Regions from separate parts of the Homo sapiens genome. Here region 2 is linked to region 1. Evidence: read pairs that join two places in POLR2A ChIA-PET (ENCODE). Cell type or tissue: A673. All regions are shown on one strand. Region 1 overlaps ATP12A (ATPase H+/K+ transporting non-gastric alpha2 subunit). Region 2 overlaps LOC105370119 (a long non-coding RNA gene).

Evidence for each region. ChIA-PET counts read pairs that join two places held together with the same protein. Peaks named below come from ENCODE experiments on the same cell type or tissue, not always from the same donor. Only the 100,000 strongest peaks of a DNase experiment are listed, where the experiment ranks them.
Region 2: POLR2A ChIA-PET joins it to region 1 with 5 read pairs; 1 of 35 experiments calls an interaction of 5 or more read pairs at or near these places.

Annotation. Positions count from the first base shown.
Region 1 is chr13:24,681,750-24,686,749 of GRCh38, forward strand. It overlaps ATP12A (ATPase H+/K+ transporting non-gastric alpha2 subunit), which reads left to right. Exons shown (of 23, transcript NM_001676.7): 3 at 3,565-3,624. Among named protein-coding and RNA genes, the nearest start is that of ATP12A, 3.8 kb to the left of the region's middle. RefSeq lists enhancers at 210-790, 890-1,391, 1,392-1,891 and a silencer at 2,307-2,396. In A673, a CTCF peak has its summit at 2,282 (motif pointing right); DNase peaks (open chromatin) are centred at 2,332 and 2,972; H3K27ac peaks cover 1,296 bases.
Region 2 is chr13:25,034,663-25,039,662 of GRCh38, forward strand. LOC105370119 (a long non-coding RNA gene) reads right to left here. Exons shown (of 3, transcript XR_941760.4): 3 at 1-5,000. Among named protein-coding and RNA genes, the nearest start is that of PABPC3, 59 kb to the right of the region's middle. In A673, a CTCF peak has its summit at 2,766 (motif pointing left); a DNase peak (open chromatin) is centred at 2,749.

The DNA.
Region 1 (5,000 bases):
CGGCTATGGCCCTTCCCCGCAAGAGCTTGCCCCTAGAACCCACCTCTTACCACAGACATTCAGTCTGAGGGATTTGAAATCCCCTTGAGATTGTGTGTGGTGTGTGGTGTCTGCGTGGTGTGTCTGTGTGGTGTGTGTGTGTGGTGTATGTGTGGTGTGTGTGTATGTGTGGTGTGTCTGTGTAGTGTGTGGTGTGTGTGTGTATGTGTGGTGTGTGGTGTATGGTGTGTGGTGTGTGTGTATGGTGTGTGGTGTGTGTATATGGTGTGTGTAGTGTGTGGTGTGTGTATGTGTGTGGTGTGTGTGTATGGTGTGTGTGTATGGTGTGTGTATGTGTGGTGTGTGTGATGTGTGTGTGATGTGTGTGTGGTGTGTGTGTGTGGTGTGTATATGTGTGTGGTGTGTGTGTGGTGTGTGTATGTGTGTGGTGTGTGTATGTGTGTGGTATATATGTGTGTGGTGTGTGTGGTGTGTGTATGTGCATGGTATGTGTGGTGTGTGTGTAGCGTGTGGTGTGTGTGTAGTGTGTGGTGTGTATGTGTGGTGTGTGTATGTGCATGGTATGTGTGGTGTGTGTGTAGCGTGTGGTGTGTGTGTAGTGTGTGGTGTATATGTGTGGTGTGTGGTGTGTGTGTGGTGTGTGGTGTGTGTATGTGTGTGTGTGTGTTTTGAATGGTGTGATAGTATCCACCCAGAGGTCAGGGCCTCTGCAGGATTCCTGCATTCTGGTTGGAGGCAGTCCCTGTAGAACTCAGAAGGAAGAGCCTCTGATTCCAGGCCCCACAGGCATGGCCAGACCTCTCTCCCCGCAGCTGCTTCAGTGAGAGTTAAGTAACCACTTGCCAGTTTTCAATTGATTAGTAAAACTATTTGAGCTGGAACTTCTGAGGAGGAAAACCAAAGCCCCTAGGCCATGCTAGATTGCAGGTGTGAAACCTCATGGAAAAGCAGTTTCAGTGGTAAAAATGTGGAGCTTGGATTGGGAGGACCTCGGGCCCCATCAGAGTCCCACTTCTCCACTGAGCTGAAACTGGCAACAAATGACTGACCCTCACTGAAGGTCCATTTCCTTTATGTAAAATGGGAAATAAATAATTTGCTGGGGTCTATGAGGGGAAAAAATGAGATGAGGATTTTGTAATTCACGTGCTTTAGGGGAGTACAATATTATTATTATTAAGGAAGAGCTCTGGAGTTATTAAAACTAGCCTTTTTTTTTTTTTTGAGACAGAGTTTCGCTCTTGTTGCCCAGGCTGGAGTGCAATGGCGCTATCTAGGCTCACTGCAACCTCCACCTCCTGGGTTCAAGCGATTCTCTTGCCTCGGCCTCCCGAGTCACTGGGATTACAGGCGCCCGCCATCACACCCAGCTAATTTTTGTTGTTTTTAGTAGAGACGGGGTTTCCCCATGTTGGCCAGGCTGCTCTCGAACTCCTGACCTCAGATGATCCACCCGCCTCAGCTTCCCAAAGTGCTGGGATTACAGGCGTGAGCCACTGTGTCCAGCCCAAACTGGCCACTTTAATAATAAAACTGCCTTGGGTCTGAAATGTGACAGATTTTATCTTGGGAACACCGAAGGGGAAACTTCTACACGGAGCTTGAGATGGGCTGGATTGTCCCCACCGTCCTTGGCAGATCTTAAAGCTCTGTGACTCCTGAGGGGAGTCTCTTTTGTGCTAGAGAGCCATTTGTTAAGTATTCAGAAACTTGGCAGGCTGACTGACATCCTGTTAGCAGCTTCAAACTTGGTTCTAGTGAGAAATCAGCAAACTCTACAAATCCGAGCTTTGTATTGATCGTTCCTGGAGAGTTTGTTAAACATTTAACAGTATACCACTGGGCATTTGTCCGTATCTATCATGAGAGACATTTAAGAACGCTTCCCTGAAACTGGACTGACCTCAATTCAAATCCCAGTGTAACTGAAGTTCAGTTTCCTATTTTGAAAAACATAAGATTTTTTTTTCTACCTCTTAAGGGTTACTAGGAAGATTAAATGAGATAAAACAGGGAAAAGACAGCACAGCACCAGACGATAGATCGTTCTTATTATTTCCCATTATCTCTAGCATTTAAGATTGAAGACATATCTGTTTTTCCCTTGACATTACAAGGGTCCTGTAATTTTCAGCAGCATATTGAATGCTTTTGCCTCCCAACCTTTCTTGGCAAATTAGTGCCTAATGACAACTGAAGTATCCCGGCCTTTGAATGAAAGGGCCAGGCAGTGACCCGAGGGGTGGGTGGGGTGCTGCCCTGTGCTAGTCCAGTGCTGGCCAGCAGAGGGCACCCCAGATAACCACCACCACCTCGTCCCACCCCTCCCCCATGCTCTCATCCCCCAGCCCAGGAAGTCTGAGGTCCCATGCATGCAAACAATGGCTCGGATCATCCACTACTTGTATCTGCCCAAAACTTAGTGGGTTGTGCTGTGCTCTGTGCAGAACACAGCCTTAATCTTCTGAATCCCCAGCAATATCACACTCAATCAGTATTAGTAGAAGGGATGAAGGAGCAAAACAGAATCTGGCTGAGAAGAGGGCTAGAAGCAAGATAATAATGATAATAATGAATTCTGCTTTATTGGAAGGCCTAGTCTCTTACTGCAACATGGAACTATTTTTTGCATATACTTAAGAAAAGAGATGATGTGAGCACCAGTCAACAGTATCAATCTTTGTTTCAGACAATCAGGGTTTAAAAAATCCTGAGTGCTGGACTTTCTAGGGGGAGTGAGGAAGACTTACCCTAGGTTTTCTGCTACAGGAAGAGACTTCTTGTCCTTTAGCCCAGTGGTTCTCAAAGGGAGAGGAGAAGAGGATTCCCCCACCCCTCTCCCAGGGGAAAAATGGAAACATTTTTGGTTACCACAACTGAGGGGAGGATGTTAGTGGGTGGAGCCCACAACAAAGAATTATTCTCCCAGAATGGCAGCAGGGCCACGGGTGAGAAACCCTGCTGTAGTCTAATGATTCTGTAGCAGAATTCACAAGTGGCAGCCACAATGCTGTGGGTTTATTCAGCAGAACTTTTCCCTGCAGGGTTTCTCTGCCCAGTGAGCTCCCTGAGCGTCACAGCTTGAGTGAGGGAAGCTGCTTTTCCCTGCCAGAGCCCACACAGCGAAGGAGGAGGAGTTGTGCCAGCCCAGGAAGCGGTTCTAGTGTGGTTTTGCCATCAGCCCCAGCCAATCCCAGGGTTCAGGCCTGAGGGAAGCCTCCAGCTCACTGGCACCTGGAAGATGAGGGTGCCAGAACCTGTATGCCCTGGAGTTCAGATTGAAGCGAGGTGCATGGCTTTGTTCAGAAAAGCTGCAGGCAGCTTCTGGGTAGTAACAGCAAGTGCAGGATTGTGCCGACTCAGGGACAGTCACTCCTGAGGCAGTGCCATCCTTCGCTGGGCAGCTGCCTGGCACAGGGGTTCTTTCTCTCCTGTCCCCCACACTCCTCGATCCCCTCCCATCCTCAGGGCTGCTACTCCCAGCTTCCATGGCTGGTCAAAGCTTGGGGCTTGAGTCTTTTGGAATTATCTAATTCACTCTGTTCTTCCTTTCATGGACTTCAGGATGACCACAAACTCAGCAATAGGGAATTGGAAGAGAAATATGGCACAGACATCATTATGGTGAGTCGTGGGAACCAGGGATTTGGAAGAGAAGCCTCCCAACTCTACAGAGGGAAGGCTGTGTGTGGCGGGGGGCTGTGTGGAAGAGTAGCGGCACCTTTAGGAGGAGGGGCCCCTGCAGCGCCTTTGAGACTGCAGTTATTTGCATCTGGACACAGTTCAAGTCAACAGAAAAACCTACTGTGGGGCTCACACTGGCCTGGCAGTGAGAGGGACCAAGAGGGACAGATGACCCCTGGCCTCAAGGAGAAAGTGGCCGGGTAGGGGAGGCAAATGTGTATGGAAGTGTCCTGAGATTCACTCTATCCCCCTGGGATGGCTACAAGAAGTAGAAACGCTATGCTGGGACAAAGGTGGATTCTGATGGAAGGGGCCAGAGCCAGCTCTCGGGCTGCTGCCATGTTTGCGCTGGGACTCAAAATGCTTCGGATTTAAGCTGGTGGGGGACCCCAGGGCCAGTAAGCACAGAGCCTGCTTGGAGAGAATCTGGGCTTGCCGGAAGCTAGTATGTGTGGAGAGGGGACAGGTGCAGCAGGAATGAAGCCAGGAAGGTCATCTGGGTGAAGCTGTCAAAGTATTCACATTAAACTAATGAGTAGGAGCTGTCTTAGAGGCAGAAGGGACATGGTTTCCACACATGGAGGTGCTTTCATTGGTTTTCAAAAGGCAGTTCTCATAGAAGATTCTTTTTTTAAAGTGAGAAATGGAAGGGTCTAGAAGAATGGAACAACAGCCCAGGACTGTGAAATGAGGATCTGAAATAATGTCGAAAGACATTACAGGGGCCAGACGTGGTGGCTCAGGCCTGTAATCCCAGCACTTTGGGAGACTGAGGTGGGCAGATCACCTGAGGTCGGGAGTTTGAGACCAGCCTGACCAACATAGTGAAACCCCGTTTCTACTAAAAATACAAACAATTGGCAGGGCGTGGTGGCACATGCCTGTAATCTCAGCTACTCAGGAGGCTGAGGCAGGAGAATCTCTGAAACCCAGGAGGCAGAGGTTGCGGTGAGCCAAGATCATGCCATTGCACTCCAGCCTGGGCAACAAGAGCAAAACTCCATCTCAAAAAAAAAAAAAAAAAGGGCCGGGCGTGGTGGCTCACGCCTGTAATCCCAGCACTTTAGGAGGCCAAGACGGGCGGATCACGAGGTCAGGAGATCGAGACCATCCTGGCTAACACGGTGAAACCCCGTCTCTACTAAAAATACAAAAATTAGTCGGGCACGGTGGCGGGCGCCTGTAGTCCCAGCTACTCGGGAGGCTGAGGCAGGAGAATGGCGTGAACCTGGGAGGCGGAGCTTGCAGTGAGCGGAGATCGCGCCACTGCCCTCCAGCCTGGGCGACAGAGCGAGACTCTGTCGAAAGAAAAGAAG
Region 2 (5,000 bases), 350 kb after region 1:
TGTGCACCCAATGCTTGCCTCCCACTTATAAGTGAAAACATGTGGTATTTGGATTTCTATTTTTGCATTAATTCACTTAGGGTAATTGGCGTGGCTAGGTTTTTTGTACAATTCAGTTCTCAGCTTAAATGTCACATTCCAGAACATGCTTCCTAGCCCATGCTGTCTAGAGGGAAGCCCGTCATAGTCCCTGAAGAAGCAGTCTTGAAAGACACAATCCCAGCTCTTAAAATTCTGAAAGATCAAAAATCCCTAAAATCCAAAATCCTGAAAATATAATTCTGGAAAAAATAATTTTAAAAATTCCTGAAGATATTTACTTACATTTTAAGGGGAGTGGGTGTGGGCACAGTGGCTCACTCCTGTAATCCCAGCACTTTGGGAGGCTGAGGCAGGTGGATCACCTGAGGTCAGGAGTTCAAGACCAGCCTGGCCAACATGGTGAAACTCCATCTTTACTAAAAATACAAAAATTAGCCCGGCCTGGTGGTGCATGCCTGTAATCCCAGCTATTCGGGAGGCTGAGGCAGGATAATCGCTTGAATCCGGGAGGCGGAGTTTGCAGTGAGCCCAAATCACACCACTACATTCCAGCCTTGGCAACAACATGAGACTGCATCTCAAAAAAAAAGGGAGGGGGGGATTTATTTGAGAAACATATAAAAACACAACAGAACACTTCATAGGCCGCTTTACACAATAAAAGAAGCAATACTAGCGTACATGTTTTTGCAAGAATAAATACTCAGGTATACGACTATACCTGGCACAGATATAGCATTTATGAGCAGATAAACTGTATTCCTAAAGAAGTAGGTCAAAAGGAAAATGTGTAAACACATATCACTATGATTGGTAATTGTGTGCAACCAGCTTTGTATATGTGCTCATCTGAAATACTGTGATAAAAAACCGAAGTCTTTTGACAAGATTGATCAAAAACCACAATGGATTACCACTACATATGCAGTCACCCAAAGAGCTGAGATCTCAAAAAATGTTGTCTTTTACAAATGCAGGTGTACAAAAAGGACATCACTGAGGAGGTTTCAATGTTTTCATGTACATACACAATGTTTATACACAAAATCAACATTGAGATAATGAACTTTCATGGAGTCACATTTGCAAAAAAATGCATGAAACAAATTAGGACTCTCTAAACGTCTCTGCACAACCTATACGTCAAGTTTTGGAAATGATGCAACGATGAAATATATAGCATAGTGAATTGTTTTGCTATTTAAAATAGTGAAAAAAATAGAAGAAAAGGAAAAAAAACCCTATCCTGTGATTGTGATTTTCAGAATTTTAGACTTTAGGGATTTATACTTTAGGATCTTTGATCTTTTGGGATTTTAGCATTCAGGATTATGGTATTTGGAATTTTGTCTTATTTTCAATAAAAATGCAAAAGTAATTCAATGGAAAAGTATCATTTTTTCACCAAATGGTGCTGGAACAGATGGATGTTCATGTGCCAGAAAATGAACCTGAATCCATATCTTAGGCCCTATATGAAAATTAACTGAAATTGATCGTAGACCTAAATGTAAAACATAGATATATAAGACTTCTGTAAGAACACATGGAAAAAAAATATTGCACTCTCGGGTTAGGCAAAGATTTCATACATGTAACAACAAAAAGCACAATCCATAAAAGAAAACAATTGGTAAACTAGATTTCATCAAAATTAAAAACTTCTGTTTTTTGAAGGGCACTATTAAGAAAATTAAAAGGTGGGGAGAAAACCACTACACACCTTTAGAATGGCTGAAACTCTTTAAGGTGATGATAACAAGTGCTGATGATAACAAGTGCTGTTGAGAATGCAGAGTTACTGGAACACTCATTCATTGCTGGTGGGAAAGTGAAATGGTGCAAAGACTATGGAAAACAGTTTGGTAGTTTTTTAAAAAGTTAAAAATACCTACCACGTGACCCAGTCATTTGTACGTAGATATTACCCCAGGAGAAAAGAGCACATTTGTCCACACAAAGTCCTGTACCTGTTATTTAGGCAGTAAACTTATATTGCATCAAGTCACAGAAATGCTGGGGTCTGGACAAGGCGTGGTAATGGGGACTCAGGATGGTGGACACATGGAGGGACTGTTTAGGTAGAACTGGCTGGCGGTCTTCTTATTTGGTTTGGGCTGCTATAACAAAATGCCATAAACTGGGTGGCTTATAAACAACAGACATTTATCTCTGACAGTTCTAAAGGCTGGGAAGTCCATGTGAAAGGAAAATATCTTGGGACTCCAAAATCACTAAGGAAAACTCAAGCCGGGAACTGCTTAGGGCAAACCTGCCTCCCATTCTATTCAAAGCCATTCCTCTACTCACTGAGATAGATGCATATCTGATTTGCCACCTTTGGAAAGGCTAATGAGAAATTCAAAAGGATGTAACCATTTGTGTATCACCTATCTGTGGCCTGGAAGCTCCCTCCCTGCTTCCAGCCTTCCTGCCTTTGCTTCAAGTTTTCCCGCCTTTCCAGACCGAACCAGTGTTTCTTACATATATTAATTGATGCCTCATGTCTCCCTAAATGTATAAAACCAAGCTGTGCCCTGACCACCTTGGGCACATGTCATCAGGATTTCCTGAGGCTGTGTCACAAGCACGTCCTCAACCTTGGCAAAATAAACTTTCCAAATTAACTAAGACCCGTCTCAGATTTTCTGGTTCACATCCGAGAACACTGCATCAGCAGATTCAATGTCTGGTGAGCGCCACCTTCTGGTTCACAGGTGATACTGTCTCTCTTCATTCCCACATGGTAGAAGGGACGGGACAGCTATCTGAGGCCTCTTTTCTAAAGGCACCAACCCCTTTCATCAGGCCTCTGTCTTCACGGCTTAACCACCTGCCAAAGCCCTCATCTCTGATACCATCATCTTGGGGCTTAGATTTCAACACAGAAATTTGCCGGGACACAAACATTCAGCCCATGGCGGTGATGTACTGGATGCGGAGGAGAGTGGAGAGATACCTGAAAAGCAAGACAGAAAATTAAGGGACTGGGAAGTTACTCTGTGGGTCAAAGGAACGAATTCAGAGTGGGACATGTTGAGTTTGAGTTTTCCAGTATGCAGTTAGCTGTATGGGCTTAGCAAAATGAAATTTAACAATATGCTATTACTAAGTTATTTGTTATCTGGAGTTTACATATTCAACTTTTAAAAGATAAGTAAATCTTAACGTTAAAACAATTATGAGAATACAGATTGTTATAAAATTCTCACAAGGATATTATTCCTTCTGAATATGAACCACTTCAGTAAGGCCTCCTACCGCACTGGACTCTCCCCTGAATAAAACCTACTGTCACCAAGCCAGTACTCGATCAACGGTTTTGAAAAGTAGGTTTTACTAATTCTCAGACAATCTCCTGTTTCACAGCAGAACCCCAAAGACTCCCACAGGCTGCACAAACAAATAAAAGCACATTTTGTAACAACAGCCAATATAAAGAAGAAGGAGGGGAAAAAACCAAGAGCCTAACTGAAAAGTGAACAAAGGAAATGAACAGATAGTTGCAGTAAAAGAAATACAATGGCCCTGAAACATTCAGAGATCACTTAAAATAGGAGAAATGTAAACTAAAACCACACTGAGACACCATTTTCCATCATGAGATGAGCAAAGATGAAGGAATTTGTTCACACGCTGTGTTGGTGAAGGCTTGGGAGACAGGTTCCGTCTACAGGAGACATAAATTGGTATAATCTCCACAGAAGGCAATTCATCAACATCCCAATATTTAATATGCCCAAAACATTCCTTTTCAACAAATCAATATCAATACATTTGATTGACAAACATGCTTGTATATGTGTGAAATGGTTTAAGTTTACAGTTATTCACAGAAGCATGGAAAAAACTGAAAGCCTATCTACAGAGAACTGGTTTATGTCATATGTTATCACCATAGAACAGAATACCATGCAGCCATTGAAAAGAATGAAAACGGTGGCAACAACCCAAATTTCCATCAACAGGTGAATGAATAAACAAAATATAATACATACACATTATGGAATATTACTCAGCCTTAAAAAGGAACAAAATTCTGACATATGCCACAACATAGATGGAACTTAAGGACAATAAGTTATGTGAAATAAGCCAGACACAAAAGGACAATACTGTAGAATCCACATATAAGAGGTACCTAGAGTAGGCAAATTCAGAGACAGGAAGTAGAACGGCAGTTGCCAGGAGCCTGGGAGGGCGAGTGGGGAGTTATTGTTTAATGGATACAAAATTCCAGTTTTGCAAGATGAAAAGAGTTCTGCAGATAGATGGTGGTGAAGGTTGCAAAACAATGTGAATGTGCTGAATGCCACTGAAGTGTACACTTAAAAATGGTAAATAAGGCCAGGCACAGTGGCTCACACCTGTAATCCCAACACTTTGGGAGGCTGAGGCGAGAGGATCACCTGAGGTCAGGAGTTCGAGACCAGCCGGGCCACCATGCTGAAACCCCATCTCTACTAAAAAAAAAAAAAAAAAAAGCCATACGTGGTGGTGCACGCCTGTAGTCCCAGCTACTAAAGAGGTTGAGGCAGGAGAATCGCTTGAATCTGGGAGGCAGAGGCTGCAGTGAGCCAAGATCGTGCCACTGCACTCCAGCTTGGGTGACAGAGTGAGAATCTGTCTCAAAAAAAAAAAAACGGGCAAATAAAACACAAAACTTTTAGAATCCAGGGCTTTACCTTCTAATTGGTCAACATATAATTGCATAACCAAATTCTTACGGGCAAATCAGGTCTTTTAGAGAAGAAAAAAAATAAAGTTTAATTCAGTGGAATTAACATGGTTGGAAAAATGATTTGTTTGGGCAGAGTCCCAGAGCTAACAGTAATAAACATAATACTTAACTTTAAAAATGCTTGAACTTTTCTCCAAAGAACATATTTCCACCATCAGGGGAAGTGTTGATTTTCATATTATTCAAGCTATCTTTTATCCCTCTAAATATGAACATT